Linked DNA regions of Homo sapiens: regions 1, 2, 3, 4 and 6 are each linked to region 5. A link is a loop called in an ENCODE intact Hi-C map of the cell type or tissue named here. Cell type or tissue: dorsolateral prefrontal cortex. All regions are shown on one strand. Links, peaks and the distances in the headings refer to the core of each region. The heading gives the core; the rest is flanking DNA. Region 1 has its middle 44 kb from the start of TIAM1-AS1. Region 2 has its middle 87 kb from the start of TIAM1-AS1. Region 3 overlaps TIAM1 (TIAM Rac1 associated GEF 1). Region 4 has its middle 71 kb from the start of KRTAP19-8. Region 5 has its middle 3.9 kb from the start of TIAM1. Region 6 overlaps TIAM1 (TIAM Rac1 associated GEF 1).

Region 1 (5,306 bases), core at 97-5,096, 170 kb before region 5:
TTTAAAGTTTTAACAATTTATTTATTTACAGAGACGGGGTTTCGTCATGTTGCTCAGGCTGTCTTGAACTCCTGGCCTCAAGTGATTCTCCTGTTCTGGCCTCCTAAAGTGCTGGGATTACAGGCACGAGCCATGACCCTCAGTCTGTTTTAAAGCTCTTTACACAGATCTCCTGAGATCGTGTGATGGAGCAGGGAACACTTGTGTGGTCTGCCTTTAGAGTTGTAGCCTTAACCGCTGCACTGTGAGCCTTGAAGACCCTGACATAGTGCTTGGCAAAGAGAGAAGCCTAGAACATGTGAATTCATTGTATTCTTTTCTTTTCTTTTCTTTTTTTTTTTTTTTTTTGAGACAGAGTCTTGCTCTGTCGCCAAGGCTGGAGTGCACCGGCGTGATCTTGGCTCACTGCAACTTCCACCTCCTGTGTTCAAGTGATTCTCCTGCCTCAGCCTCCCAAGTAGGTGGACTACAGGCGCCCGCCACCACGCCCAGCTAATTTTTGTATTTTTAGTAGAGATGGGGTTTCACCATATTGGTCAGGCTGGTCTTCAACTCCTGACCTCGTGATCTGCCTCGGCCTCCCAAAGTGTTGGGATTACAGGTGTGAGCCACCGAGCCCAGCCTGAATTCATTATATTTCTAAGGATTTTGTGCTGTGCTGCCCTGTTATTCAATTTTATTCTGATTTTTATCTATCTTTTCTTCTCCTTCTTTTTTTTTTTTTTAGGGTAAGTCCAGTTGTGTGAGCACCAATAGTGTGTTGAGTTTTGCAGGGTGGAAGCTTGGAATCAGTGGCTCTAATGAGGCAAGAGGACGTTATACCAAATACTGTGGGTTAATTTCTCTTAGAGAATTCTCTTCCTTAGGGAGTGGTTCAACTCTGCTGTCCTGATGGAGCCAGTGAAGACTCCTTTTGAGACATAAACCAGTGTCATTCCCAACATTGCCCTAGTGTGTTTTATTTTTTAATTTTATTTATTGTTTTGAGACAGAGTCTCTCTTTGTCACCCAGACTGGAGTGCAGTGGCGAGATCTCAGCTCAGTGCAACCTCCACCTCCTGGGTTCAAACAATTCTCCTGCCTCAGCCTCACTAGTAGCTGGGATTACAGGCACATGCCACCACTCCCGGCTAATTTTTGTATTTTTAGTAGAGATGGGGTTTCACCATGTTGGCCAGGCTGGTCTTTAACTCCTGGCCTCAGGTGATCTGCCTGCCTTGGCCTCTCAGAGTGCTGGGATTACAGGTGTGAGCCACTGTGCCCAGCCCCTATTTTTTTTTTTTTTTTTTGAGATGGAGTCTCGCTGTATCTCCCATGCCGGAGTGTGGTGACGCCTTCTTGGCTCACTGCAACCTCCGCCTCCTGGGTTCAAGTGATTCTCCTACCTCAGCCTCCTGAGTAGCTGGGATTACAGGTGCACACCACCACACCCAGCTAATTTTTCTATTTTTAGTACAGATGGGGTTTTGCCATGTTGCCCAGGCTGGTCTCGAACTCCTGACCTCAGGTGATCCGCCTGCCTTGGCCTCTCAAAGTTCTGGGATTACAGGTGTGAGCCATGTGTCCAGTCCCTGGTGTGTTTTAGAATCTTACTGCAGACAATGGTCATGAACAGGAGCCACATATTAATTTTTCCCAAATCACTTGCTCCATGGAAATTCTGACCGAGTCTGGCTTTATTCTGCAGGATTTTATTCTGCAGGATTCCTGGGTGTTGCTGGCGCTGCATGTCTGAAGATGGTGGTGGAGGTTCAGCAGCCTGTAAAGTTGTCGATTTCACACTGCCCTTTCAAGTTTTAGAAGAGGTTATTTAGCTTAATTCAACAATTGGGTGTTTATAGGGTGCCTAGCTTGTGCCAGACTCTGAGGGACTTACAATGACAGAGTCCTAAGCTAAGTAGGGAGGAGGTAAAGTAGTGATTATGGCTGTTGAAGTGGGCAAAGCTTGAGTGGGCATCAACACCCCCGGAGGGCTTGTGAAAGCACAGGTTGCTGGTTCACCCCAAGCTTCTGTTTCAGTAGATCTGGGGCACAGTGCACAGATTTTGATATTGATGCCACTGGTCCAGGGACCACACTTTGAGGATTTCTGTGCAATAGGATGGAGGATAGAGTATCTAACTCAACCTAGAAGATGGTGAGATTTTCCTAGAGAGACAAAAGAAGAAGGGGCCCTCCAGGCACATGAGGGCTGCGTGGGGAGGGTGGGTCATGATTTTGGAGTTGGGGCCTGTGGGTCGATAGCGAAGAAAGGTAAAAGGTGGATAACAAAGGGTAGGACTGGTTTTTGGTCCAGGGCCAAACTTGGGTTTCTGCAAAAGTGTAGTCAAATCCACAATGTCCTTTGGCAAAAGAGTCACCGAACCAGGCAAGGCCCGTCTGCCTACTTCTGGGTCTGGCAGCTGTCGTGTGCCTGTGTAATAGACATAATGAGAGTTGGAAGCAAGAAATAAAGTGACTCTATCTTGCTTTCCATCTCTCCCAACTCCTAACATCGGCTTTCCGCTGGAACAAAGTCTGCTTTGTCCCGTGGTTCCACCCAGCTGCGGGCTGCAGGAGGCCTTTTTCTTGCAGAGAGAGGGCAGCGCAGCTGCATCAGCAGGGACCACACTCCAGACCTCCAGGCGTGCACTCTGCAGTTCAGAACGCTGGAGGTTTGGAGGACTGTGGTTGTATCAAAACTCAGATCAATATTTTTTTTTTGAGATAAGCGTCTCACTTTGTCACCCAGGCTGGAGAACAGCGGTGCAATCTTGGCTCACTGCAATCTCCACCTCCCAGGTTTAAGCGATTCTCGTGCCTCAGCCTGCTGAGTAGCTGGGTTTACAGGTGTGGTGCCTGCCACCACACCTGGCTATTTTTTTTTTTTTTTTGTATTTTTAGTAGAGATGGGGTTTTACCATCTTGGTCAGGCTGGTCTCAAACTCCTGACCCCAGGTGATCTGCCCATTTTGGCCTCCCAAAGTTCAAAAATCAATATGATTTTTTTAACTTTCCAGCTAGGAACTTAACATTTGTGGCAGCTGCTTTGCTGGCCCTGAGCAATTGGTGGCTAATCTTTAGAACCCTAGAAGGAAGAACCTAGAATTTGTAAATTCTCTCATTAAACGAGATTGGTTGGATAATTGCCTTTTTGGTCTTAAACGGTTTTTACTTTCTTTAATCTTGGGTTTGCATTATGTGTGGGGGCAAACATCTTTGATTCTACAAGTCAGGGAGTCTGTTCTTAATTTCACCTCTTAGATCATGAAATACAATTGAGGGTGGGATGAGGCAGGAGGATGGGGTCAGAGCCGCTTTTGAAATACAAGGGAATTTTCCTTCCAGAAATGTCCCTCTGTCGCAGGCCTTTGGGGGATGTGCCAGAACCTTATTATTATTATTTTTTTGAGATGGAGTTTCGCTCTTGTTGCTCAGGCTGGAGTGCGATGGCACCATCTCGGCTCACTACATCCTCTGCCTCCCAGGTTCAAGTGATTCTCCTGCCTGAGCCTCCGGAGTAGCTGGGATTACAGGCATATGCCACCATGCCCGGCTAATTTTGTATTTTTAGTAGAGATGGGGTTTCGCTATGTTGGCCAGGCTGGTCTTGAACTCCTGACCTCAGGTGATCCACCCGCCTCGGCTTCCCAAAGTGCTGGAATTACAGGCATGAGTCACTGCATCTGGCTCCAGAACCTTATTTTTACAAGTAGGTCTAGATTGACCCTAAAGAAAACAACTGAAGGGCATGGTATCTGTACAAGAGTTTCCATTAAAACAGATCCAGAAGTTAGCTCTTTCAATATAGGTATATTCTGGTTTCTAAGGAGCTAATTTTGACAGTCTGATTCTACTGCTAAAGAACATGGAAGGGATGATGACTGCTGAAAGGGTGAGAGCTTGTGGGTCACCCTCCTGAATGGCAGGGCTGTTTGTTTAAGAGTTTGCATTTCACAACATGGTAGCATTGAAACTCAAGAGGAAGTTCGCTTAATAGCGAACAGGGGCACCTGAGATAGTGAGAAAATTGATGAAGAAATCAATTAGAGCAGCACAGACTAGTGGACTGGAATCCCAGCTCTTAACTTTGGGCAGGTAGCTTCTCTGGGCCTCAGTTTCCCCACCTGTAAAATGGTGTCATATAGTTTACCTATTTCATAGGGTCATTGTGAGGATTAAATGAGTTAATATTTGTGAAGGGTTTAAAATAGTGTCTGGAACATGGTACGTGTATATGTATGGAACATATATATATGGCATGTGTGAAAATGTTTATTAAACAAAATAAATAGCATTGCTTTAGAAGTTAAGAATTATGTTAAAAAAGAGTAAATGTTAAACTTCACTGAATTTTTAGCATAGAGCAGTTAGCCCTCTGGAAGCCTGTTTCCTCATAGTCTTTAGTGTCCAGTCTCATATTGTTTATTTTAGAACATTATAGTTTTCCCTATGGTTAGAAAAGACTGTCTTTGGCTGGGTGCCGTGTGTCGTGCCTGTAATCACAGCACTTTGGGAGGCTGAGGTAGGAGGATCACTTGAGCTCAGGAGTCTGAGACCAGTCTGGGCAACATGGTGAAATCCCGTCTCTACCAAAAATACAAAACAAACAAACAAACAAACAAAAAAACACCTAACTAGGCATGGTGGCTTGCAACGGTTGTCCCAGCTACTTGGGAGTCTGAGGCGGGAGGATTGCTTGAGCCTGGGAGGTGGAGGTTGCGGTGAGCCAAGATCACGCCACTGCACTTTAGTCTGGGTGACAGAGTGAGACCCTGTCTCAAAAAAAAAAAAAAAAAAGAAAAGAAAAAAGAAAAAGACAGGACTGTCTTTGACTCTGGAAAAGAAAAGAAGGTCCCGGGAGTTTTCCTCAGAATTTAGTCCCTGGAGTTAAATATTCTGAAAAAATGAAGTAGGAAGGATTTTGCAGAGGGCTGTGTCCGTAGTTTTCAAACTGGGTCACAGGCCATTCATTGATTTATATAGTGCTGTTGTGACAACAGTAAAAATAAAATTGTGGCCAGATGAGATGGCTCATACCTGTAATTCCAGCACTTTGGGAGGCCGAGGCGGGTGGATGACTTGAGCCCAGGAGTTTGAGACCAGCCTGGGCAACACAGGGGAGGCCCCACCTCTACAAAAAGTGAAAAAAAATTAGCTGGGCATGGTGATATGTGCCTGTAGTCCCAGCTACTTGGGAGGCTGAGGTGGGAGGATCGCTTCAACCTAGGAGGTCAAGGCTGCAGTGAGCCAAGATTGTACCACTGTACTCCAGCCTGGGCAACAGAGTGAGACCCTATCTCAAAAAATAAAATAAACAAATAAAA
Region 2 (5,306 bases), core at 242-5,241, 120 kb before region 5:
ACCTGGATGTGATAATGTGCACCTGTAGTCCCAGCTACTTGCAGGGCTGAGGTGGGAGAATCACCTGAACCTGGGGAGGTCGATGCTGCAGTGAGCTGTGATCAAACCACTGCACTCCAGCCTGGGAGACAGAGTAAGACCTTGTCTAAAACTAAATAATAATAATAATAATAATAATAATAATAATAATAAAAAACTAGCTCACAGCAACTTATATGTGGAGCGGCTGCAATTCAAATCCTGTTCTGTGGGTCTCCAATTATCTTCCCATTTCACCGGCTGCAGGAAGCTGGAAAAGTTCCCTTCCTTACCCTAAACAGGTTTTCCCTGTAGGGCTCCCAGGGTGCAGGAACTGAAGAATAATAAAGGCTAAAGGTTGGCTGGGAGCGGTGGCCTGTAATCCCAGCACTTTGAGAGGCCAAGGCAGGCGGATCAACTGAGGTCGGGAGTTCGAGACCAGCCTGACCAACATGGAGGAAACCCCGTCTCTACTAAAAATACAAAATTAGCCGGGCATGGTGGTGCATGCCTGTAGTCCCAGCTACTCGGGAGGCTGAGGCAGGAGAATCGCTTGAACCCGGGAGGCGGAGGTTGCGGTGAGCCGAGATCACGTCATTGCACTTCAGCCTGGGCAACAAGAGTGAAACTCCATCTCAAAAAAAAAAAAAAAAGACTAAAGGTTTGTGAGTGCTTGTTGTGTGTCTGCCACTTTTCTAAGAGCTTCATATATATTAATTCATTTACACCTCACTTGCCTGTTAGCTGCTGCCATCCTCATCTTACAGATGAGGAAACTGAGGCACAGAGTGCCTGGGGCTGGACCATGGTCACATGGCTAAATGTTGAGGGAACCAGGATTTGAATCCAGGTGTCCTGACCCAGAGTCTGTGCTGTTAGGATTCTGCCTTTCATTGACTGTACCCTAATTGGTTTAATATTCTCTAATACGATTTGGATGCTTGTTCCCTCCAAATCTCATGTTGAAATGTGATCTCCAGTATTGGAGGTGGGGCCTGGCAGGAGGTGTTTGGGTCATGGGGGTGGATCCCTCACAGACGGCTTGGTGCCATCCCCATGGTGATGAGTGAGCTCTCACTCTGTTAGTTCATGGGAGAGCTGATTGTTTGAAGAGCTTGGCACTTCCTTCTCTCTCTTGCGCTCTCTCTCGCCTTGTGACATGTCTGCTCCCCCTTTGCCTCTGCCATGAGTGGAAGCTTCTTGAGGCCTCACCAGAAACAGATGCTGGTGCCATGCTTCTTGTGCAGCCTGCAGAACTGTGCGCCAAATAAACCTCTTTTCTTTGTAAGTTACCCAGTCTCTGGTGTTTTTTTATAGCAGTGCAGGAACAGACTAATGATTCTGCAAGTCTCCAGTGCAGGGCGGCACCAGCTAAGGTGACAGAGGAGGGGAAAATAGTGATTTTATGGAACTTATTTCAGACTTTGTTACGGACAGTGGAGGCCACTGATTTAGTGATTGTCTCAATCCCTGGCTCACTCGCTGATCTTTGACTGTACTGGGACCCCTTTCCTGCTACTTTTTCTCTCCACTTCCGGTTGTTTTCCTTGTGTGCCCCTGCTAAAGGTTTATTTTCCATGAGGCCCTCAGACTGACGGGAGGCCAGCTGTGCTCCAGGGGCCACCAAGAAGCCAACATAGTGACCTGAAAATTACTCCAACAGCAAAAAAAAACAAAATTAACCTTAAATCAACCTGGGATCTAATATGCAACTCAGCAACTTCTAAGCCATGTTTTTTTTTTTTTTTTTTTTTTTTTTTTTTTTTTTTTGAGATGGAGTCTTGATCTGTCCCCCAGCCTAGAGTGCAGTGGCACGATCACGGCTCACTGCAAGCTCTGCCTCCCAGGCTCACGCTATTCTCCTGCCTCAGCCTCCCGAGTAGCTGGGACTACAGGCACCCGCCACCACGCCCAGCTAATTTTTTGTATTTTTTAGTAGAGATGGGGTTTCACCGTGTTAGCCAGGATGGTCTCGATCTCCTGGCCTCGTGATCTGCCCGCTTGGCCTCCCAAAGTGCTGGGATTACAGGCGTGAGCCACCGTGCCTGGCTGCCATGTTCTTTTTGTAAGTAACTAATTCTGGGAAGACAACAGAGTGGGAAAACCCCAGAAAATGCCTGAAACTCCACAGCATCTTTCTGTTTACCGAGGCCATTCCCTTGCCAGCTCCAGACCGTGCATCTTTGGTACCAGGGTCAGGTGATGCCTGGATTGAGTGAGGGGTGAGGAAGAATTTCCACATTTGACTGGAGTGCGAAGACTTGCAGCAGATCAGATCAATTACTGTAATGACGGTGAAAATACCTGCAGAGGACAATTTCTGATGCGTACGCCATGCCAAGCTCTGTTCAAAGCATTCTGCTTATATTAATCCTTAATCCTCCACTAATCTTGTTAGCTAGATGCTGTTATTATCCCCATTTAACAGATGAGAAAATCTATGTGAAATGTGCATGTCTATTGTAAGTTTAGGAACATTAAATTACAGAACCCATCTTAGGATCAAGGCCATGTAGTAGTAGGCTCATGGGCTGGTGGTGCCAGTATCTGGAGCACAGAGGCCTCTTTGTTAATGGTCCTTGGAAACTCACTGAAACATGCGGGGCATGTGACAGCCAGCATCTATTGAGTTATTGCTGCACACCAGACACTATTTTTATTTATTTATTTTTTTTCAGACAGTCTTGCTTTGTTGCTCAGGCTGGAGTGCAGTGGCACGATCTCGGCTCACTGAAACCTCTGCCCCCTGTGTTTAAGCGATTCTCCTCTCTCAGCCTCCCGAGTAGCTGGGACTACAGGCATGTGCTACCACACCCAGTTGATTTTTGTATTTTTAGTAGAGATGGGGTTTAGCCATGTTGGCCAGGCCGGTCTCAAACTCCTGCCTTCAAGTGATCTGCCCGCCTCAGCCTCCCAAAGTGCTGGGATTACAAGCGTGAGACATTGAGCCTGGCCCAGACACTATTCTGATAACTTTGTTTGAATTTATTTAAACCTCACAGAAACACAGGTACTATGATTATGATCATCCTGATTTATGGATGAGGAAACTAAGTCACAGAGAGATGATATAACTTGCACACGGCCGTCCAGTCAGTTCATGGCAAGACCAAGTGTCCACCGAGGCTCCCCATCCAGGCTCTTAACCACAACAGCCTTGTGCCTCTGAGCTGAGGACACTGACACAGCTGGAAAAGGGACCACAGCATGGGAGATGGAGATCATTGTAGGGCTCCCTGTGGACTCAAGGCTCCCGCCCCTCTCAGGTGGCATTGCCTGGCTGGCTTGCCACTCCCTTTATTATTATTATTATTATTATTATTATTATTTGAGATGGAGTTTCGCTCTTGTTGCCCAGGCTGGAATGCAATGGCGCAATCTCAGCTTACTGCAACCTCTGCCTCCTGGGTTTAAGTGATTCTCCTGCCTCAGCCTCCCGAGCAGCTGGGATTACAGGCACGCACCACCATGCCTGGCTAATTTTGTATTTTTAGTAGAGATAGGGTTTCTCCATGTTGGTCAGGCTGGTCTCTAACTCCTGACCTCAGGTGATCCACCCGTCTCAGCCTCCCAAAGTGCTGGGATTACAGGTATAAGCCACCTTACCTAGCCCTTGCCACTCCCTTTGGGCAAGGGCCCTGTGGAACTGGGAAGTTGATTCCATCAACCTCCCTTGTCACCTGCTGTTTGTTTGTACCCGTGATCACCCCTGCAGGGAAGAAAACAGAGAAGAGCTCTGATACTAATCCCAACACACATCTGAAGGCATTTACTGGGTCTTGGTGACATGCAAAGCACATTTTCTCCTTGACCCCACAACAGCCCTATGAGGTTCATTCTGAATGATCGTGTCTGTGTGGTAAAGGGGGGAACCGAGCCTAGTGGGAGGGGGCCGCTGATCCTCCCCACACAGCTCCTGAGGGGCGGATCTGGGCTCCGGAAGGGCTGACCGATGCCCACCGGGGCAGGAATCTGCAGACAGCTCCGGGCTTCGTTGTGCCCACCTGGGCATTTCCTGTGTGGTCCGCTCTGCTGTTCTCTTGTCTCCTGAGTATTTTTTCCCTCCTGGTTTGCTGCCTGGAGACTCTCAGCAGCCCGGAGGTTTTCAGAACAACACGATGAGATTTTCCCCAGCCCCGGAACTGCTTTTGCTGTTGCTTGTGCATCCGACACCTGCTGGGCTGATGAGCTTTGCAAATGTCACTGAGTGTTGAGAGGGAGCTGTGAGAGATTTGCAGGAACGCACCATCCCAGCTGCCCCCTCGGGGGTGGGTGGCGGCTGGAGGGGTGGTGCTGGTCCTTCCTCCAGCCCAGCTCCCCTTGGCAAGGGAAGAGGTGGCATTCCTGCTCATGGAGCTGACCTGGGTACCCACCACCTGCCGGTTCCTCTCTCTTCTCCTGGGGAGACAGTGGCTGTTTCTACATGGTTTTCCCGGCAGCATTGTCTCTTAAAATTTTTGGTCACCTTTTGAGGATATAGAAACATTTTGACCTTTTCCTTTCTGGATTTCTCTTTTCAGAAAAATGCACACATACACACAATTTTGTGTAGAAAATTCGAGGTTTTAGCCAGGTGTGGTGGCTCACACCTGTAATCCCAGCACTTTGGGAGGCTGAGGCGGGTGGATCACCTGAGGTCAAGAGTTCGAGACGAGCCTGACCAACATGGTGAAACCCTGTCTCTACTAAAAATACAAAATTAGCCAGGCCTGGTGGCATATGCCTGTAATCTCAGCTACTTGGGAGGCTGAGGCAGGAGCATCGCTTGAACCCTGGAGGTAGAAGTTGCAGTGAGCCGAGATCGTGCCACTGCACTCCAGCCTGGGCAACAAGAGTGAAACTCTGTCTCAAGGAAATATAAATAAGTAAATAAATAAATAACATTTGAAGTTTTCAGCCTGGCGTGGGAGCTCACACCTGTAATCCCAGCACTATGGGAGGCTGAGGTGGGCAGATCGCCTGAGGTTAGGAGTTTGAGCCCAGCCTGGCCAATATGGTGAAACCCTGTCTCTACCAAAAATATAAAAATTGGCCAGGTGTGGTGGCACACACCTGTAGTCCCAGCTACTTGAGAGGCTGAGGCAGGAGAATCACTTGAACCTAGGGGGCCAGGGGTTGCAGTGAGCTGAGATCGCGCCACTGCACTCCAGCCTGGGTGACAGAGCCAGACTGTGTCTCAGAAAAAAAAAAAAAAAAAATTCAAGGTTTTCACTGACACTCGTAACACTCGGAGCCTCCTCAGACAGTGCGCCACACCTGCCCCTACCCATGCCTGGAAATCTAGCTTA
Region 3 (5,306 bases), core at 215-5,214, 130 kb after region 5:
TTTTTACTTCTGGAGTCTAGAGTTTGTGGTCCAGATCTTGGAGTTGATAGACCTATCATGCCCCCAGTACGAACTCCAAGATAGGAGGGAACAGAGGAACTTGTCACTTTCTATTTATGATGCTGAATTTATGGCTATAGATCTTGCAGAAGAAACATAAGTAACTAAGAAACTTAGGTACCTGTTGTTTATTCCTTAGGATTATAATGAATGCCTTTACGACATATAGATCTGTATAGGATAAAGATATTAGCATTTGTTTCCCATTTTCTCACTTTTTCTTTTCCCGTGTTTTCACTACCATAGATCTTTGTCTGGGAGCAAAATCTCGAGCAGTTCCAAATGGACCTGTTTCGTTTCCGCTGTTATTTAGCCAGCCTTCAGGGTGGGGAGCTGCCAAACCCCAAAAGGCTTCTCGCTTTTGCAAGTCGACCAACGAAAGTGGCCATGGGCCGCCTTGGAATCTTTTCGGTATCATCGTTTCATGCCCTGGTGAGTAGAAGCTAATGAATTTTTGAAAAACATTAAGCTTGACGCTTAATCCTGAGCAGGACTTGACAAGAGTCTCCTAAGTGTTTTTCGAGCTTCCTGCTGTGTATGGATTTCTGAAATGCCCTCCCTTTGCAGTGGATGCAAATTTCCATTTAAACCTGTCTGGAATATATTACTTAAGCATCTATCTCTTGATGGGGGGGCCTAAGCTATTGTGCAAAGGAAATATGAAGGGTACCATCTTCAGCGCTGTTCACATGTAGTATTTGTTGATAGCTCTTGTCATCTTTAGACAGTGTCATGTTTGGAACCCAAATACATATTTTTTATATAAACTTGGTGGGAATGGTGAGTGGAGTGCTCACTCTCATACATCAATGCATTCTCAGGCTGGGCGCAGTGACTCATGCCTGTAATCCCAGCACTTTGGGAGGCCGACGCAGGTGGATCACCTGAGGTCAGGAGTTCGAGACCAACCTGGCCAACATGGTGAAACCCTGTCTCTATTAAGTGTACAGAAATTACCTGGGTGTGGTGACATACACCTGTAATCCCAGCTACTCAGGAGGCTGAAGCCTGAGAATCGCTTGAACCTAGGAGGAGGTTGTCACAGTGAACCAAGGTCGCACCACTGCACTCCAGCCTGGGTGACAAAGTGAGACTCTGTCTCAAAAAAAAAAAAAAAAAAAAAAAAAAAATATATATATATATATATATATATATATATATGTATGTGTACATGTATGTATATATACACACACATACATACACACATACACCATATATGGAACACAGATCTCTTTGGAGCTCTCCATTTCACTTTATTTTTACCATTGTTTTGATGACCACGAATACCCGATGCATTAGAGCAAGGCGAAGAACTCTGTGATTCGCCAGCTGAACATATATGCATTGCTTGAGGAAGGGAATTTCCATCTGACCTCTAGAGCGGCAGATTGTATAGTTGTGTTGTGTGTTTATAATCTGTAATTTCATGTACTTGCTAAATTGCGAGCAGCTTTGTGTACTTTTGGCTCCTTCTCAAAAATTGCTGTATGAGTAACATGGTTTTAGTCTTTCCAAGTCGACACCCACTTAGAATGTACTGCACCTTAGCACATTTGCTAGAGAATTAAATGTTAAGTCTCAGGTTCCAGAAACTGCTTTGTAAAACCTTAGCTGTGCTGTTCTTCTCTTGCTTTGTCAGCTGTACCCTTCAATTGCATTCAGAGCTATAATTCAGTCAGAGGCGTTTGTATTCTTTATAAATAGATTAGCATCATCATTCAGATAATTAGGGGTAGATTTACATTTTTAAAGAAGTCTTAAACCAATTTCTGGAGTTATTAAAACTGGCATCCTGATTTGTTCTGCTAATTACAGCTCAGCTCTTGGTCTCCCTGGCTACCACCTCTCCATACAGCTATTAAATCCTGTTTTTTCAGTAGTGGTGGGACAAAGTGCTGTGTTGAATAAACTTACAAAACGTTTTCAGTTTTTGACTCCAGATCTATTTCTTGGAGACCTGGACACCAATTTTTAACTTAGCCAAATCTCAGTTCGCCTATTCTGCAAAACAAAAATAAACAAAAAAACTAGGATAGAAATTCTTCTTTATCTCCTTGTCAGAATATCATCCATTGAGGACGCATTTTTATGAAGGGAACTCGTGATGTCATCGAGGTACCATCTGTATTAATACCAAACCCGGAGCATCGAAGTGGCTTCCTCCTCTTACTGTACCTTGCTAGATTTTGGAGAAAATAATTTTGCTTTCTCCCTAAAACTTGTATGCTTTCATTATTTTCTTCAAAGCCACTGGGCGCAGCCTCCCTGAGAAGGTTACCGTTTTACTCTTCCATAATTCATCTTCGGACCCTCTAATTTCCTTCATCTCAATGTCTGTGATGTGTGTGTACTTTTCTTTCAGGGGGGCAGGCTATTAAAATTTGGCCAGCTGAAGATGGGGATGGGAGAGTTAGTTACTCTGAGGTGTTTTGGTCAGTGGTTTTAAAGAACATTGAAGTCCATACGTTCAACTCTCTGTTCCTTTCTTGGGTTTTTGCTCGCTTTGTCAGTGATACAAGTCTGGGTGTTTCAATATGTTCCTGCAACTTCTCTTTTCTATGAGGGGTTTCATTTCAGCCGGAACAAGTCAGGCGAGCCTGTTGGGTGTCTGTTCCTATTTGTTGCTTTAGCTCCTGTGGAAGATCCCGGGCAGGGAATTTTGCAGTCTGATTTATTAGGAACTCTTATTTTCTTTCCCTCCTCTCCTTGTCATTTGACCCCTGGGATTTTTTTTCTCCTTGGGGTTGAAACATTCTTCAATTTAGTCTTTGTCCAGAAATTTTTTTTCTTCTTTTTAGTGGGGGAGGAGGAAGGAGGAGGTGTGAGGGTAACAGGGCTGGGTAGATTGGGGAGCTACAATTGAAGTAGCATTCACTGAGAAAGCTTCCCATAATGCTGAGTGATTTGCAGTAATTAACTGAAGGGTCCTCGCTGTACTCTTTGAAAGAAGGTTATCATTGTTCTTGTTTGCACAGATGAGCAGAATGATAGAGTAATCAGGTTCAGGCCACAAAGGGAGGCATTGTCTGGGCAAAGATCATTGGGAAACTCTTGAGCTCTGGTCCAGCAGTTCTTCTGCCAGCCCTTTTTCTAAATCCCTTTGCTCATTTTGAGTCATTATTGTCTTGGGGATAGTGGTTACTTTTGCAGTTTACAAGGCCCCAAGCAATTTAGAATTACTGCTTATAAGAAACTTAAGTAAAGTGTTTGTTAAACAGACTAAACTAACTAGTCAGCTGATAACTGAGAATATTTATGGGTGTATGAATTTCTCTTTCATGCTGTCTTTGTCTGGAAATTGTAAACTGAAGAGTTTTCTTTTTTCTTTCTTTTTTTTACATTATACTTTAAGTTCTAGGGTACATGTGCACAACGTGCAGGTTTGTTACATATGTATACATGTGCCGTGTTGGTGTGATGCACCCATTGTTGTCACCGTGTTATATAGGATGTGCTTTTGCTTTGTGGTATTTATGTATTTATTTGTTCAAGCAACAAATGTATGTAAGTGCCTGGCATCCGTCAGTTTTATCCTTGTGATTAGGACTATAGTGAACAGCGCAGAGATCCTGTCCTCTTGAAGCTTATATTCTTGTGGGAGAGAAGGGTAAGAAATAAGTAAACAATTAACTAGACACAGTAAGTACAGGTATTGCTGTGTGTATGAAGAAAGCAAACAGTAATATATGTCGACGTATTTTATACGGTTGCCTCTATGTATGTGTCACTGTTAATGACTGGATTTATTTATAAAATGACTATATGACTGTGAGGCCAAATGGACATTTTTTTCCTCTAGAATTTAAAAATTTTTAACACCATTTATTCAGTGTTGACATAGTCATGTGAGCATATGCATGTCTGCATGTTATAATTTATTCCTTTTACAACCTTTGTTTACCTTTAACTGAGAAAGTGATGAAAATAGAGAAGAGAAAATTTTTACATATTTTACGGTGTGTTTGTCTTGTGATTTTGTTCCCTGTGACACCTCCGGTGTAATCTTAGATTAAGATCTTTCTCATGAAAATTCTCACCAGTGTCTTGGATACCACATTTTTCTATGCCCTGATCTGGGGTTTTTTTTTGTTTTGTTTTGTTTTTTTAACGTGCTAAGCTGAGAAAATGCAAAATGCAAGACCTCTCAGCTCCCTCATCTTCCTATTTTTGTTTGGGTCCAAAAACCTTCCCTCTAATACCCTTGTAGAGAAGCCGTTTTGATTCCTGTTTTTAATGTACGTAGGGGTCCCTGCCACCCGTGGGGCTTCTGCGGTGTTTACATTGTCAGTACTGAAGCCCCAGAGGGGCGTGCCTTCCAACCAACACGCTGACTGCTGGGGAGGCCCCTCATGTTACCAACAGTGCCTCATCCCCTGCATTGCTGCCAATTGGCATCTGTCACATTGGGAGTTGCCTGTGTGGGAATCTACAAGTAGGTTCCAAGACATTCACCTCTGGCAACAAAAGAGTGGGTGGAGAAGTTTCATTTCAAGTCTGACTCGCTGTTCCTCCTGCCACTCCCTTTTTTGAAAGGCGAGCGGGTGGGTGGCCCATGGAGACCTTCTGGCAGAAGTTCCCTTAAATTCCTGGGACTTTGCTTGCCACCTGGTAGGATAAAGTTCAAGCCTGAATGTTTTGCCTGGGAGGACTTTCTGGAGTCCTTGTGGAGATTCTACTTGAGCAATTATCCTGGTGACAGATTTACATTTAGGGTGTTCCCTTGTGAAATGCTTCTCTGGAATCGCTCCACTGGACTCCAGCCTGGGTGACAGAGCGAGACTCCGTCAAAAAAAAAAAAAAAAAAAAAAAAAAAGGAAATGCTTCTCTGGGTTGCTGGCACATTGTAATACCTCGACAGAGTTTAGCTTTTGTTCAACAAAAAAATACAAGTTTTCTTTCCCATTTACCTAAACATAGGACATGTAAGTGATGCAAGTCTGGTAAGGTGCCTTCATCTTCAGTGAGCCCAGTCCCTTTTGTCTTGTTATTCTGCCATCCTTGAAAAGGCTTAGGTAGGGACATCCTAGACCACAACACAGACCTTCCTTTTATCAGGAAAAAGAAAACAGATAGGATAGCGGAAAGAATAACAGAAAGCCCCCTCCCATTGAGCACAGTTCCTGGAAGTTGCAAATATTTTTTGCTTGTATGCCATTGACCAGGACTTAAGCCCAATCCATGCCCTACTGCAAGGAAAATAAGTCATCTTGGACTCAGTGGCTGCATGCTCACTTACATATGAGATT
Region 4 (5,306 bases), core at 110-5,109, 240 kb after region 5:
GCCTTGCTCTGTCACCCAGGCTGGAGTGCAAGAGCGCAATCATAGCTCACTGCAGCCTCAAATCGGATTCAGGCGATCCTCCCACCTCAGCCTCCTGAACAGCTGAGACTACAGACACATGCCATGACCCCTGGGGCTAATTTTTACATTTTTTGTAGAGACAGGATCTCCGTATGTTGCCCAAGCTGGTCTGGAACTCCTGGCTTCAAGCAGTTTTCCCACCTTAGCCTCCCAAAGTGCTGGGATCACAGGCATGAGCCACTGTGCCTAGCTGATATATTTTTATATTGGTCAATCGTCTACCAATAATAATTGCAGTGATAACACAATCCATAAGTGATTTTTTAAAAAAATAGTTGGAGCTTTATGGTCATAGGAAATGCCAAAACTTTTAACATAGACATTTATCTAGATCTTTGTTCTAGAGAAGTTTGATAGGGTAATAGGATATAATAGGATATTAGAAAATGGGGCTAAAAGAAAAAAGGAATGATGTGAAATTTTTGAGTTTTTAAATGTATCCTTTGAATGGATGATGAGCATTAAATTGATTTGGGATTTTGGATACACTGGATACATTAAAACTGACATAATAGTTTTATTTGAAAATATCAAATTTTATAATATGTAAGTGTATCAATTGCTAGGTAACAAAAGCACCCTAAGGCTTAGTGGCTTAATACAACAAGCACTTATGCTGTTCATGAATCTGGGGGTTTAGCTGGGTAGTTCTGGACTTGGCTGGGTTGGTGGAGCTCCGTGGTCAGCTGGCGGTTCAGCTCAGCTGGGGCTGCATGTTCTCACACCCTGTGGCCTCACGTATGTGTCAGTTGGAAGGCTGCTTGGTCTAGGAACCTCAGCCAGGAGAGCTTCACGTGGTCTCTCTTCCACCGGTAGACTAGCATAGGCTTCCTTACATGGTGACTGCAGGTTCCAAAGAGTAGCAGGAGCAAGCCCCAGAACACAAGTGATTTTCAGGCTTCTTCCTGATTCACCTTTTCATAACCCTTGGCAAAAGCAAGCCGTGTGTCCAGTTGGGAAGGAACTCTCCAGGGTCATGGATCCAGGGAAGTGTGACTCCTTAGGGACCATTACTGCAGTAATCTACCATAGCCAGACATAGCATCCTTTGAAACTACTTAAATTGGTAATAAAAACATTTATTATGACATTTAGCTGTCAGAAGGAATATATTTTCAAAATTATCTTAGGGAGTTTCTGAGAAGAAATTGGAAATTTTTACAGAGAAGTCAGAGTTATTGTCGAGGGCAGTCCAGGCTTTCTCACTCTTCCCCTCTGTATTGAGAACAGGGCGTCTGAATGGAGAGGAAGTGCATGGGCTTTGGGGTGGGCCCCCTGTGTGCTTGAACCTTGACATTTCTGTTGACCAGCTGTGTGAACCTGGGCAAAACACCAATGCTTCTGTGTCTCTTTCTGCACCTCTGCAGTGGGGATAATAATACCTACTTTATCATTGTGACCAATTAGTGGTCACCACCTGCTGTGTCTCTCTCTCCCTCCCGCAGCCCACATCGACAAAGCTGCAGGGCCTCAATGTTCTCAGTGTTCTGAGATGATGAGATGGTGCCAAGTTCGCTTTGGAAGCTTCTAGCTCTGGTTTTGACAAATCAAGTGAAAATTGGCATTTGTAGAGAACAAGCTGGAAAATGCCTTTATTCTAATTACAGTTTTGTATCCACTTGTAAAGTTATTCACCGCCCTGTTAAATATATAAAAGTTAATCTAGACTTAAAAGTGATCTAAGTGATTAGAATAAAAATAAACATTTTCATATTGAATTTTAAATAATGGAAAAGCTACCTTGAAAGTGTGTTCAATTTTTGTACTGGTTTTTTTTTTTGTTTTTTTTTTTTGAGACGGAGTCTCACTCTGTTGCCCAGGCTGGAGTGCAGTGGCACCGTCTCGGCTCACCGCAACCTCCGCTTCCCAGGTTCAAGCGATTCTCCTGCCTCAGCCTCCCAAGTAGCTGGGACTACAGGTGATGCCACCATGCCTGGCTAATTTTTGTATTTTTAGTAGGGACGGGGTTTCACTATGTTGGCCAGGATGGTCTCGAACTCCTGACCTCGTGATCTGCCTGCCTCGGCCTCCCAAAGTGCTGGAATTACAGGGGTGAGCCACTGCGCCCGGCCTGATTTTTAAAGCAAATATGGAAGCTGTAATCAAACTAGCAATTTGTGGGTGAGCCCTGTGTCACTGCTGTATTACTCAATAATTCATGTTCAGATAGCTGAGTCTGAAGTACCCCAGTTTGGGAATTAAAAAAGAATTAAAACCCATAATCTATATCTTAGCTAAGATAGGAAAAATTTACTAAAATATTTTTTTCTGGTTGAATTTCAGATTTCTCCTATAACTCTGCACACCAGAAAAAAATCTATAGTACAAATACACATGAAATTCCATCAACTGTTTCATTTTTTTTTAATTTTTCTTAATCTTGTTCAGGGCATACACAATTTGTTTTACTTAAAATTATATTATTCACTCAATTTTTATAAGGAACACACTTGAGAATTCTACCAGAGTTTTATTGATACTGCTCTTTCTTAAGCAGTTGATCTTGAAATTCTCTTAAAAAATTATATTTGAGTTTTAAAACTTGTAATTGCCTGTGAGAGGAAAATAATTTTTCTTTCTATCCTTCTTAGTTTTTAACTGGGATCTGTGTAACAAAAGACAGATTATTAAAAGCAAACAGAAGCTGATTAACAAGTATATTTCATATACACATGGGAGAAAACTCAGAGAAAGAGTAACTGTCAAAGAGGTGGCTGAGAACTTTGCTGTATATAGTACCTTTAACAAAGAGCAGTACATCTTTAGAGAAGTGACAAGACAAGGAAAAGGACCTTCAGTCTTTAGGGGTGGCAAATTGTGGGAAGGCAAATAAACAGAAAGGAAACTAAGGGTGGATAAAGGCTAGTTTGTCATGTGGATTCCTCTGGTGCCATCTTCAGGTTGATAAGGCTGTAAAGTCATCTCTTTTTGGTAAAGACGAGAGGAGGGACCCTGATGTAAATCTGTTTTGCTTTTAGGCAAATAGGGGAAGGGCAGAGAGCTTTTCTCCTATCTGCTTCTTCTCAATTGCCTTCATCTCAGAAGAATCCTTATGTCGGCCGGGCACAGTGGCTCACGCCTGTAATCTCAGCATTTTGGGAAGCCAAGGCGAGCAGATCACTTGAGGTCAGGAGTTCGTGACCAGCCTGACCAACATGGGAAAACCCCGTCTCTACTAAAAATACAAAAATTAGCCAGACGTGATGGTGCATGCCTGTAATCCCAGCTACTTAGGAGGCTAAGGCAGGAGAATCGCTTGAACCTGGGAGGCGGAGGTTGCAGTGAGGCGAGATTGTGCCACTGCACTCCAGCCTGGGCAACAGAGCAAGATTTGGTCTCAAAAAAAAATAAAATAAAATAAAAAAGAAAAGAAAGGTTCCTTATGCCAAAGTGTCAAATTTTGAGGTGTTATATTTGCTACCCTTCAGTTGTTATTTTCTTTTGCTCATTTTTCTGTAATAGCCCAGAAAAGTTGGTCTGATTTTTATTTATTAAGAGCTCTCTTATGAAGACAGCTTGTCCAGGATAATTCTTATGTTTCAGATCTACAGACTCCAGCAATATCACTAATCCCGGGAGTGGGATCCCAGGCTGCCACTGCCATGTGGTGGGGCCTCAGAGGGGATCCCTCTCTGCCATGGAGCTTGTTTTTATAAGTTAAGAAATGGTCATGCTTTCTACAAGGAAATGTTCCTATTGTACCTTGGTAGATACTATGTTTAAGAAATTTTGACATGGCAAAAATAAAATTGTCTTGGGGAGGCAAGAGGAAAGCTGGCATCTCAAGCTGGAAAAGTCCAAGTCATTGGTTAGATTCTGAAATGACTCTGAAATGTTTTATTAATTGTATTAGTCCATTCTCACATTGCTATAAAGAACTACGTGAGATTGGGTAATTTATAAAGAAAAGAGGCTTAATTGGCTCACAGTTTCACAGGCTGTACAGGAAGCATGGACAATCATGGTGGAAGGCAAAGGGGAAGCCAGCTGGAGCAGGAGGAAGAGAGCAAAAGGAGAAGTGATACACACTGTTTTTTTGTTTTGTTTTTTTGAGATGAAGTCTCAATACAGAGGGGAAGAGTAAGAAAGGAAATGGGTAACAAGCAGAGGTTGGAACAGTTTGGAGGGCTCAGAAAATAGAAAAATGTGGGAAAGTTTGGAACTTCCTAGGGATTTGGAGGGCTCAGAAGACAGAAAGATGTGGGAAAGTTTGGAACTTCCTAGAAACTTGTTGAATGGCCTTGACCAAAATGCTGACAGTGATATGGACCATAAAGTCTAGGCTGAGGTGGTTTCAGATGGAGATGTGGAACTTGTTGAGAACTGGAGCAAAGGTGACTCTTGTTATACTTTAGCAAAGAGACTGGCAGCATTTTGCTACAGCCCTAGAGATCTGTGGAACTTTGAACTAGAGAGAGATGATTTAGGATATCTGGCGGAAGAAATTACTAAGTGGCAAAGCATTCAAGAGGAAGCAGAGCATAAACATTTGGAAAATTTGCAGCCTAATGAGGCAACAGAAAAGAAAAATGCATTTTCTAGGGAGAAATTCAAGCCTGTTGCAGAAATTTGCATAAGTAACAAGGAGCCGAATGTTAATCACCAAAAAACAATGGGGAAAATATCTCCAGAGCATGTCAGAGACCTTCACAGCAGTACCACCCATCACAGGCCTGAGGCCTAGGAGGGAAAAATGGTTTTCTGGGCCAGGTCCAGGGCTCCCCTGCTGAGTGCAGCCTAGGGACTTGGTGCCCTGTTTTGTCCTAGCTGGTCTAGCCATAGCTAAAAGGGGCCAAGGAACAGCTCAGACTGTGGCTTCAGAGGGTGCAAACCCCAAGCCTTGGCAGCTTCCACGTGGTGTTGAGCCTACGGGTGCACAGAAGTCAAGAATTGAGGTTTGGGAACTTCTGCCTAGATTTCAGAGGATGTATGGAAATACCTGGATGTCCAGGCAGAAGTTTCCGGCAGGGGCAGGGCCCTCATGGAGAACCTCTGCTAGGGCAGTGTGGAAGAGAAATGTGGGGTGGGAGCCCCCACACAGAGTCCCCACTGGGGCACTGCCTAGTGAAACTGTGAAAAGGGGGCCACCATCCTCCAGACCCCAGAATGGTAGATCAACTGACAGCTTGCACCGTGTACCTGGAAAAGCTGCAGACACTTAATGCCAGGCCTTGAAAGCAGCTGGGAGGTGGGCTATACCCTGCAAAGCCACAGGGGTGGAGCTG
Region 5 (5,306 bases), core at 179-5,178:
CATCGTGTATTGGGCCATTCTTGCATTGCTATAAAGAAATACCTGACACTGGGTAATTTATAAAGAAAAGAGGTTTAATTGGCTCATGGTTCTGCAGGCTGTACAGGAAGCATGATGCTGGCATCTGCTTGGCTTCTGGGGAGACCTCAGAAAACTTACAGTTATGGCAGAAAGAGAAGCAGGAGCAGACATGTCACGTGCCAGAGCAGGAGCAAAAGAGAGATGCGGGGAGATGCCACAAACTTTTATACAACCAGATCTTGCGAGAACTGACTCACTATCACGAGAACAGCACCAAGGGGATGGTGCTCAACTCTACATGAGAAATCCACCCCCATGATCTAATCACCTCCCACCAGGCCCCATCTGCAACACCAAAAATTACAATTCAGCATGAGATTTGGGTGGGTACAGATATCCAAACTATATCACCTTCTTAGCCAGCGTCATTCTCCACTCCCTGCCCCAGTATGTTTTGGCCCCCCAAAATTTTAAAGTGACAGTTACTGTATCTTAGTATAAAATAAAAATCAAAATGATTCCCACCCATGAATACCATTAAATACCATTAAATTGGTTGGACCTGGTTAGTGTCGGGCCTTTGTGGCTCACTGCGTCCACCCTCACAAGGGTGGCCTGCTACTTCCCCACAGTAGGGACTCTCTGGGGAAGGCTTAGGGCTCAAGAGGGTGAGCCCTCTGTGACCCCATTGGGAAGGACCTCCATTCTGTTATCTGACACGTAACTAGTGCCAGAACTGTACTTTTTGCCAAAATAGCACCGTCAATGTGAAAACATTGAGAACATTATAAATGCTAAGATCGTTTAAGAAACAGGGTTGGCTTATTTCCTGATTGAAAATTGTCTTGACATGTTTAGTGCCCATTCGCCCATTTAGAGACAGTGTTGGGCATGTGCCCAGTCCAAAGCCTGTTAACCCATGCATTCCATTGCCAATAGGCATCTATTATTTTAAGTTCCCACTTTACCGAAGGGTAGGCAGAGGGACTTGCTCTGAGTTACTCTTCTGGTTGTCGCTGGACCCTGGACTTGAACCGGCTCTTCTCATTTTGTATCCTTGCTTCTCTCATGACCCAATGAGGCCTCCCCGATGGGATACTCCCTGACCCAGCTTTTTCAAGAGGCTATACTGGGGATTATAAAGCTATCCTGGCATTCTTTGAAGAAATGGCAGGACTGAAATTAGAACTTGACTTTTTGTCTTCTTAGTTATTCTATATTATCTTACTTCTAGTGCCAATAACAATTATTATTGTTTATTGCTGCCGAGCAGGGAGGTATCTGAAAGGTCCCAAACTAGGAAAAACTTCGATGCTTTTACCCCCCGTGAACACATGCACCATTTGTGCAAGGCACCCAGGGCCCTTGAAATCAAAAGCCTTACTGTGTGTGTGGGTGGGACAGCATCTGGCCCCATATGGTTTATTGCTGGTGGGAGCTAAGAGCTCACGGATGTTTCCTTGGCCTTCTTTGTTATCTTTATCTAACTCTGGTTGCACTTCCTCCCTTTTCCCTTCACCCTTTCAGTTACAAACCTGGCTTCACTTAGAAGAATGTGGGCTACCAAGGAGTCCTGACCCTGTTGACTTTGACTTGTTAGATGAAAGTTGTTCTTCTGTAAGGAAATCTAATTTGGGGTAATGAAAACAATGGGGGCTTTAAAATCATGGAAACTTATAATTGGAAGATAGAGCTCAGAAGGCAGAGAAAATTAAATCGAACATTCATCATTTTATAGTAAAGGAAATTGAAGCCCTTGGATTTTAGGGAATTTGCCACACAGTCCCTGCAATGCATTCTGGAGGTGGTGTTTAAAAGCTATTAGAGTTTCCTGGCCTCTTTTTGGCTGGCCCTGTATTTTTTAAGAATATCTCTATGTATTTGTTAGGTATTCTGTTTTCAGATAGAGAAAACTATGTAAAGAGTCTCTAAGTTTGGTTGGCATAAGGTTTACTTTGAAGTTGTAAAACATTCTTGTATCAAATCAAATTTAATGAAGACTGTGTTTTAAAACTTTGCCTAGAAAGGTGAACCTTGTTTGTCTCTCAGAGAATAGAAAGACCCCATCCAGGGCTGAAACAAGTGTTTGCAGTGTTTTCAAACATGTCCGTATTCCCAAGCAGACCCTCAGATTACCTAGCATGGGAGTGTGTGGGATGGATCCATATTTAGACCTTTCATCAGTTTCAAATATAAAAAATTGATTTTGGCAATCCGTTGGTAGTCAACCACAAAATGTAGTTATGAAAAACCTTCTGCATTTCCATAGCAGTCCAAATATGGATTCCATTAACAGGATGCATATTTGGAACTGCAGTTATGCTGGGAAATCGTGTTTGGATTCAGGTAATTTGACGGTGTTGACACCCCTGTTGCGTATCACCTAACACGAGGAGGAGGAGGAGACTCTTCCCTGGCCTTGCTGCTGATAACATTGTTGCTAGGTGACATAGGTGAGGACGCGTTGGTGCCAGCACTTCTTACCTTGTTTTTGTTCTATGAAGGCTTGAAAAGGTGGAGGTAAGCTCCATTGTGGCTGATGGCTTCAAATTCGCAGATCTTGAAGACACCTTGATTCCTGACCAAGTTGGTTCTGGAGACCCCTGAAGAGCAATCCAGAAAATGCTTGCTTTTGGAAGTCATCTCTGTCACTGAGAATGCAATTTGAAAGGAATTTTAAAGCCCAGCTATTGTAGATCTAATATATAGAGAGAGAGAGTGAGCAAGCTAAACACTTGAGTTAAAATTTTTGGAGAGAATATGCTTAAATAAACTCTCCATACGTTTTCATTTCTGAGTGTAAATCCACTTGACAAAGGGAAAAAGAAGTTTAACCCTTTGTGACCTTTTCTCCACATGCCACATATTGTTTTCCAACATGAATTTATTTTTTATGTAGTCCTCTTCTGTCTGTTTAGCCAGCTCTTGTGCAAATATCCACTAACAATTCACATACCTCCTAAGGGTGTCAGGGTTTGCAGTTTCTCTGAACGTTCGTGCATAAAGTTGTCAGGGTTTGCAGTTTCTCTGAACGTTCGTGCATAAGGGTGTCAGGGTTTGCAGTTTCTCTGAACGTCCGTGCATGCATCTTTTCTTTTGCGGTGATGTGTGTTATTTTTGTATCATTTAGCGTCATTCCCAGGTTCATCCCGATCTTGAGAAATTAACAACAAAAGTCAGCTGTGCTCCCTCTACTGGTTGCATTTCTTTGGAGCAGAAATACTGTACATTTGTGTATAAGTTCATTGCTGCTGATGGGGCTCGGACCTGCGTTCACATTTTCTTTTCCGAAATTCGCATGACTTAAAAAGCAAAACGAGTGGCTTTCAGAACTGCAGGTTAAGAAACTGGTACCTTTAGAGGGATAGGCGTCTTCCTTACTGCCCACTTGTCTACTAGTGTTGTGGGGGAATCTTCCTGGGCAGGAGGACACAGCCCTTCTGCTATAGCAGTAAATTCTTGGATGCTAAGTCCTGCTTCCCTCCGAGGCCCAAGGCCAATGCCTGGGGCCTCTCCAGTTCTGATATTGCTGTATTTTCATCACTATCAGGTAAGCCGTTCTGTTCAGATCTGTGAAAACCTGCCCGCCACTGTATGGAGCCAGCAGGGTTTATGTAACGTGTTCACATGTTGCTCAGACTCTTGATCTCAAGTTATTCTTCTCTAGAAGCATCTACAGGGGACCCTTTATTTTTAGGCCTGAGAGATAGGGAAGAAGGTGGGGACTATTTGGTTTAATCCAACATGTATGTATTGCGTCCCCACCATATATGTGGCTTTAAGAAAATTCAAGATGAGCAAACCTACTGTTCCCCCACGTCCCCTTTAGAGAAACACTAAGTAACAACAAAAAGCTCTTCTCCCCCTCCATGCAAAATTAAATAATAATATCAGAAAGAAGGTGAAAAAAAAGTATATGCCCCCCACCCACCCAGAGCTAAAAGAAACCTTCTTAGGTAATCATGAGACCAGAAAACCTGTAGGCAAGATGTGCTCCCCGTGTAAGCCCACTGCTCTGATGCTCTGACCACTGACTTCATGGTGCTTGCCTTCCTCTTCCCACGAGTGATTTGTAACATTCTTTTCTATATGCTGTAATGAGATGAAGCGCCTTCCTGTTGTGTGTGGAGTAGTTCCAGCGGAGACTCATAATTGTCAATGGAGAAATGACTGATGGGCCTCGATGGGGCTGCTTTGTCTCAGTATCTGTCACATCTCTCGCTGCACACCATGTCGGCTTCCCCGAAGTACGCGATCTCTGATTCTCAAGACAGTCCCGCCTGGCTTTACATCATCCTTCTCCCATCCCCTTCATGATTGTTTTCATCCAGATTCAGCGTAAGTCAGTAGCTTGGTGAGTGCATGGATGCCAAGGCTGCACCCAAAACCACGGGATGCTTTCCTGCCTCTGATCTCAGTGTCTGCTTTCTTCTGAGCCCATATGTATGGTTCTCAGCGATTGAATGCTGCACAGTGGAAAAGGAGAAGTGTTGTTTCATGTTTTTCTAAGTCCCTGGAGAGTCTCTTCAAATTGATGATGCTATATGGAATAGATGGAATACATTAATTAAATGACAGGTGATAGTGAAACTTCTAAATCAGGGTTTCTCAGCAGCAGCAGCACTATTGGCATTTGTGGCTGGATAATTCTTTGTCGTGGGGGCCTGTTATATGCATGATAGGATGTAGAGCAGCATCTCTGGACTCTACCTACTAGATATCAGTAGCAACCCCCAGCTGTGACAACCAAAAATGCCTCCAGATATTGCCAAATGTTCCCCGGAGGCAAATTCACCTCCAACTAAGGACCATTGCTGTATCCAAACATTCTTCTCTTTCTTCATTCTGTTTATTTATTTATTTTCAAGACAGAGTCTCACTCCGTCACCCAGGCTGGAAGTGCAGTGGTGTGATCTTGGCTCACTGCAACCTCCACCTCCCAGGTTCAAGCAATTCTCATGCCTCAGCCTCCTGAGTAGCTGGAATTACAGGCACACACCACCGTGCCTGGCTAATTTTTGTATTTTTAGTAGAGACGGGGTTTCACCGTGTTTCCAGCCTGGTCTCAAACTTCTGACCTCAGGTGATCCACCTGCCTCAGCCTTCCGAAGTGCTGGGATTATAGGCGTGAGCCACCGTGCCCATTCTGTTCCTTTAGATGTGTTTGTGGGTACTCTTTTGTTTATTTGCTTAATTCATTTATCAGGTGGTTATTAAATTTTCTGCTATACCAGCCTTTATACCAGCCTATATTCTTTACCAAGAATGTAAAGATGAACCAGCCA
Region 6 (5,306 bases), core at 67-5,066, 82 kb after region 5:
TTCTAAGTCTTTATTTATTGGCAAAACATATAGTTACATAGGCACATCCAGGTATCTTAATATGTACTTTAAAAAAATAAAGAACTCCAAGGCATTGGTCAAAGCCTTTAGTGTTATTGAAATGCATATTTATTTATTTTACTTGTAAGAAATGTAGCATGTACCATTCTTAGGAATTTAGATAATATAAATGGTTGTGCACAGACCGTTGATCTTTTCGTTTTTATCTTTTTTCTTGCTTCTTAAAGATACCAGAGAAGCGTGAACATATTGCTTTGAAATCTACTTGCTCCTAGTAAAAAAGAGATTGTCTTTATTGGAAAATTCCCTCTGAGATTCCTGTGATGTGTGACCTGGTGGGGAATATTCCAGCCTGGGAACAGCTTAACATCTGGTGTCTGTATGAGTTACCCCTGAACTCACTGGAACATTCAATGGAGGGTTTCCCTTTGTGTTGCCACAAATTTTATTTCAGTGAAGATGTGCTGGTGAGAGTTTCAGCAACGTTTTAGCCTGAACAGTGGAATTATAGAGTAAGTCTGGGATCAATGTGAAGGTATATTGTGTTCCAGGCTCTTTCGATCTCTTTGCAATGATCACGGTAATATCACTTCCTGCTTCACCACGATGCTTTTACTTTCTTGTCTATCACGTGCCTTCCCTGGCTAGAAATTAGCTTCATGAGAGTAGGGGATGTGTCCCTTTTGTTCACTGCTGTATCTCTGGCTTCTAGAACATGGTAGGTGCTCAATGTGTATTTTCTGAATGAATGGCTCTATAGGTGGTTAAAAGAACCACCTCAGAGATATGCCCAGTTACTCTGTTTTTCTTCTTTCCTTTCCAGCTATTTTCATGTGCGTTATCTTAAGTGCATACAATTTGAAGTGCGCTAGAGAGACTTCATGGAACAAGAATAGGCTAAGTAGAGTCACAGTTGTCGAGCTTTGAAGATTTTTCTCTTTCCCACTGTGGGTAACAGAATTGTGTCATCGGGTCAGTGAGAGAGACTGTAAAAATATTAAGGAGGGACTTGAATTAACCTGGGGGGCCCCAGAAGGCGGAATCACACTTAGTGGTTTCACAATGTGAATTTCTGTTTGCAGGGCATGCTGTACCAGATTAATGTTCACAGGTTGGATTTGCTCCCAGAAATAAACCCATTAATCTACTGCTAAGCAGAGAGCGGAGTTTCTATTTTTTTCTATTTTGTTTTGCCCATCCCCACCACCCCTCCATAGCCCTCCCCAAATGCCCCAAAATCCAGGTTCTCAGAAGGCTGTGACATTAAAGGTCAAAGCTTTTTTTTTTTAATTTTTGACTTTGATTTACTAGGAAAAGTTGATCAGACTTACACCTTGAGGTTTTCCATTTTTGATTGATTTTGAAGTATCATTAGAGCTCAAATAGAGCCAAAAAAAAAAAAAAAATGAAAAAACGAAACGTACCCATTGTCAGGGAGGGAAGGAGGTTACCAAATGCACCTCTAAGTTTTGTTTTTTGAAATATGTGTATCATTTCAAACAGAAATTACTCCCTTGGTGAACATTTTGGTTTGTACTTTCAGAGTTTTCAATGTATAGATAGGAGCAGAACTTCAAATGTTTAGTAAGGAAGACAAGGTCAGCAGAGTTTCTGGCTGTCCAAAAGCAGCGCTCTCAGCTATGGCCTGTGGCCATCTTCTCTCTGGGCAGAGACAAGTCTAACTCTCTGATGCTCATATTTATGAGCTCATTTCACATCTCAGGGGGCAGTCTCAGTAGATGATGTTACTGTTCACCTGCTCCCAGGTAAGAGTCCGAGAACCTACCAGGTGCATATAGGAAGTTGTGCTGTTACTTACCTAACAACCCCTGTGAGCCAAGGTGTTCTGCCCTCCCTGCAGGCTGAGCGCTTTCTCTAAGATGCCTATACCTGTACTAATAGTGACTCAATTCTCCCCTTTCCCCCCGCTTTGCTGCAGACCATAAAACCATGGGAAACGCAGAAAGTCAACATGTAGAGCACGAGTTTTATGGAGAAAAGCATGCCAGCCTGGGGCGCAAGCACACTTCCCGCTCCCTGCGCCTCTCGCACAAGACGCGGAGGACCAGGCACGCTTCCTCGGGGAAGGTGATCCACAGGAACTCCGAAGTGAGCACCCGATCCAGCAGCACCCCCAGCATCCCCCAGTCCCTGGCTGAAAATGGCCTGGAGCCCTTCTCCCAAGATGGTACCCTAGAAGACTTCGGGAGCCCCATCTGGGTGGACCGAGTGGACATGGGCTTGAGACCTGTGTCTTACACTGACTCTTCTGTCACTCCCAGCGTAGACAGCAGCATCGTCCTCACAGCAGCCTCTGTGCAGAGCATGCCAGACACTGAGGAGAGCAGGCTTTACGGGGATGACGCTACATATTTGGCTGAGGGAGGCAGGAGGCAGCATTCCTATACATCCAATGGGCCCACTTTCATGGAGACGGCGAGCTTTAAGAAGAAACGCTCCAAATCTGCAGACATCTGGCGGGAGGACAGCCTGGAATTCTCACTCTCTGATCTGAGCCAAGAACATTTAACAAGCAACGAAGAAATCTTGGGTTCCGCCGAAGAGAAGGACTGCGAGGAGGCTCGGGGGATGGAAACGCGGGCGAGTCCGCGGCAGCTCAGCACCTGTCAGAGAGCCAATTCCTTGGGTGACTTGTATGCTCAGAAAAACTCTGGAGTGACAGCAAACGGGGGGCCGGGGAGCAAATTTGCAGGCTACTGTCGGAATTTGGTGTCTGATATTCCCAATCTTGCAAACCATAAGATGCCACCAGCTGCTGCTGAAGAGACTCCTCCGTACAGTAATTATAACACACTTCCCTGTAGGAAATCTCACTGTCTCTCTGAAGGTGCCACCAACCCACAAATTAGCCATAGCAACAGCATGCAAGGCAGAAGAGCTAAAACAACTCAGGTAAAGTGATTGAAATTTGTTTCAATATTTTGGGAATGGTGCATGACTCTTTAAGTGCATGACTTTGCTCTTAGAAGATTTCCATCTTTTAATCGGGTTTTACCCTGTTTGCCTGGTAGTTGCTGCAGCTGGTGCTGTTTTGGGAGGATTTCTCTCTCTTCTGCTTTGCCCCTCTTAGAGTTCTGTGGTTAAGGGGTGGGGATTAAGGGAAGTGTGTGGGGGGAGTGGCGATGTGATAGGAGTGGGAAAAAAGCTAGTAAGTTCATATTGGGAAACTGCTTCTACATCTTAGTTCTTCAACAGCATCCCACTTATTCAAGCTTCCTTTCTAACTTGGTCCTTCCCGTGGAAAAACAGGCATGGTGGGTTGCAGACTCTTGGAACTTATTTCTTCACTGCAGCAGGTGGGAGGAGGTTAGTCGGCAACTCCTCTGAGGAGGCATTTTAAATTCTGGGCGGGTTTGGGTCACTTGTCAGCTTCTCTCGGTGGTTGGCAGGCTCGCTGCCTTACCGGGAGCCATTTCAATTTCCTGTTCCGTGCGATGCTGGCCAGCCCTGTCTCTGGAGGGAGGTGTAGCGGAAGGAATAACATGGGTGGCTTCCAATTCTTACTTTGCAACCAGCTAGTTGTTTGACCTTGGGCAAACCCTGACTTCTAGTCATTCCTCTGAAAAATGGGGATAAAGATGCTCAGCTTGCCTGCTTCGGGGTCTAGTGCACGAAACCGTGGGGAGGAAACTAAGAGACTTCGCTCCAGCCTGGGCAACAAAAGCGAGACTCCATCTCAAAAAAAAAAAAAAAAAAAAAAGATTTTGAAAGTGTTTTCCTAGTGAATGGAGGCACCATTACCTTAGCTGGCAATGATAATTAAGATTAGGATAATAAAATGTTGGGCAGTTGAGCCGGCTTGGTGGCTGACGCAGGGGGATGCTTTGAGCCTAGGAGTTTAAGTCCCACCTGGGCAACATAGTGAGACTCTGTGTCAATAAAAGAAAGAAAGAAAGAAATGTGGAGTAATCCTGCATGCATTGGGCCTTTTCTGGTACTTCTGTTCTCTGAGGCAGAGTTCAGGGAGTCTTGGCTTTTGCTGAGGATGTGGAGGTGGTTTGTAGATGGTGCTTCAGGTTAAAATTCCAGACTGGGTCCGTTTGCCTTGAATGGCGGAGCAGCCTCAAGGTTGACCAGCAGACTTCCCTGCAGTCAGCACTCTGATTGCCCAGTAGGAGGTGGTACTGCACCTTCCAGCCTTGCTCCAGTGCAAGTCAAATGGGCATTTCAAGGGTATGTTCTGCTGGAAAGGGGGTCTAAATATAATGGGCATAGGATGGAGGATGTAGGGGAAGCCGAGAAAAAGAAAATCGGCATTAGACTGTCTGTGTTCCTGCCTGAGGACAGGTTTTGCTGATGGTGTCCAAGCCGGATATTTTGGCTCCACGTCTTCTTACCTGAGTGACTTTGGGTAAGTTGTTCACATTCTTGTAGCCTTAATTTCTTCATCTGTCAAATGGGGGTAATAAGGTTTTTTGAGAAAGTAGAATGAAATAATATGTGAAGCATAGTGCCTGGTTCTTAGGAAGCAGCCAGTAAGGGCAACTTTGTTAGCTGTTGTAATTTTCATCATTGTTAGTGGAGGCATATGGGTTGAGGACTCGGGGTAGTTGTTTGGATCAATATCTTGAGTACCTCATAAAGGTGGAAACAGTAGACACTGGGGACTCCAAAAGCTGGGAGGGAGGGGAGCAAGAGTTGAAAAACGAATTATTGGGTACTGTGTTCATTGTTTGGGTGATGGGTTCAATAGAAGCCCAAATCTCAGTATTGCATAATATATCCATGTAACAAACATGCACGTGTACCCCTTGACTCTAAGGAAAGAAAAAAAAACACTTGTGTCCTAGAAACCAAGTTGCTACCAAGGCTGCATCTGTGGTCTGAGAACGTAAGCCTGAAGCTTGCCTCCAGATGCACTCCCTGAATTTTAAACCCATCTCTTCTGAATTGAGATTGTAATGACACAAATGACCAGATAACCCACCTGCAGCCCCTCTGTCTACCCTGCGAGGGCTACTTCTGCACTGTCAATTGGACAGATCATGGAGATATGTGACCTATTAAAGAGTCACCTGAAAGGGATTGAAGGGCTGTCTTGAAGGCATTATCAGATTGGCACTGCAAGGCTGATTCAAAGAGATGATCTATGGGGCCTTCGGAGCTTAGAGAAGGATACAGTGACGCAGACTGTTAAAAACAGAACATCACCTTGGACTTTCATTTCTACCTGAACAGTGCTCAGTTAGTGCATATGCTATGTAAGATTTGAGAAGGGTGCCCTGTTGTATTTTGGCTCTCTGTGGTTCTGACACTAGGGATGG

The links. Hi-C counts contacts between places; a loop is a spot of excess contacts. Peaks named below come from ENCODE experiments on the same cell type or tissue, not always from the same donor. Only the 100,000 strongest peaks of a DNase experiment are listed, where the experiment ranks them.
Region 1: it touches region 5 in a loop (3-fold over the local background); 10 of 110 quality-filtered maps call a loop at or near these places.
Region 2: it touches region 5 in a loop (3.0-fold over the local background); 5 of 110 quality-filtered maps call a loop at or near these places.
Region 3: it touches region 5 in a loop (2.5-fold over the local background); 9 of 110 quality-filtered maps call a loop at or near these places.
Region 4: a loop joins it to region 5, with 2.7 times the contacts of the local background. A loop is called at or near these places in 2 of 110 quality-filtered maps.
Region 6: a loop joins it to region 5, with 2.0 times the contacts of the local background. A loop is called at or near these places in 3 of 110 quality-filtered maps.

The regions. Positions count from the first base shown.
Region 1 is chr21:31,512,091-31,517,396 of GRCh38, reverse strand. It overlaps a transcript of TIAM1 not described here. Among named protein-coding and RNA genes, the nearest start is that of TIAM1-AS1, 44 kb to the left of the region's middle. In dorsolateral prefrontal cortex, for the core only: a CTCF peak has its summit at 2,552; a DNase peak (open chromatin) is centred at 2,566; H3K4me3 peaks cover 945 bases; H3K27ac peaks cover 1,047 bases.
Region 2 is chr21:31,469,912-31,475,217 of GRCh38, reverse strand. It overlaps a transcript of TIAM1 not described here. Among named protein-coding and RNA genes, the nearest start is that of TIAM1-AS1, 87 kb to the left of the region's middle. RefSeq lists an enhancer at 3,655-4,618. In dorsolateral prefrontal cortex, for the core only: CTCF peaks have their summits at 2,471 and 2,678; DNase peaks (open chromatin) are centred at 2,597 and 4,128; H3K27ac peaks cover 4,365 bases.
Region 3 is chr21:31,218,592-31,223,897 of GRCh38, reverse strand. It overlaps TIAM1 (TIAM Rac1 associated GEF 1), which reads left to right. Exons shown (of 28, transcript NM_001353694.2): 8 at 307-492. Among named protein-coding and RNA genes, the nearest start is that of TIAM1, 120 kb to the left of the region's middle. In dorsolateral prefrontal cortex, for the core only: no CTCF peak of the experiment used is centred there; a DNase peak (open chromatin) is centred at 3,076; H3K4me3 peaks cover 334 bases; H3K27ac peaks cover 1,122 bases.
Region 4 is chr21:31,106,830-31,112,135 of GRCh38, reverse strand. No RefSeq gene overlaps it. Among named protein-coding and RNA genes, the nearest start is that of KRTAP19-8, 71 kb to the right of the region's middle. In dorsolateral prefrontal cortex, for the core only: CTCF peaks have their summits at 1,685 and 2,968 (motif pointing left); a DNase peak (open chromatin) is centred at 1,545; H3K27ac peaks cover 3,255 bases.
Region 5 is chr21:31,345,531-31,350,836 of GRCh38, reverse strand. It overlaps a transcript of TIAM1 not described here. Among named protein-coding and RNA genes, the nearest start is that of TIAM1, 3.9 kb to the right of the region's middle. In dorsolateral prefrontal cortex, for the core only: CTCF peaks have their summits at 3,026 and 3,229 (motif pointing left); no DNase peak of the experiment used is centred there; H3K4me3 peaks cover 1,360 bases; H3K27ac peaks cover 812 bases.
Region 6 is chr21:31,263,638-31,268,943 of GRCh38, reverse strand. It overlaps TIAM1 (TIAM Rac1 associated GEF 1), which reads left to right. Exons shown (of 28, transcript NM_001353694.2): 4 at 1,961-2,934. The coding sequence starts at 1,972. Among named protein-coding and RNA genes, the nearest start is that of TIAM1, 78 kb to the left of the region's middle. In dorsolateral prefrontal cortex, for the core only: no CTCF peak of the experiment used is centred there; DNase peaks (open chromatin) are centred at 2,423 and 3,444; H3K4me3 peaks cover 1,637 bases; H3K27ac peaks cover 1,800 bases.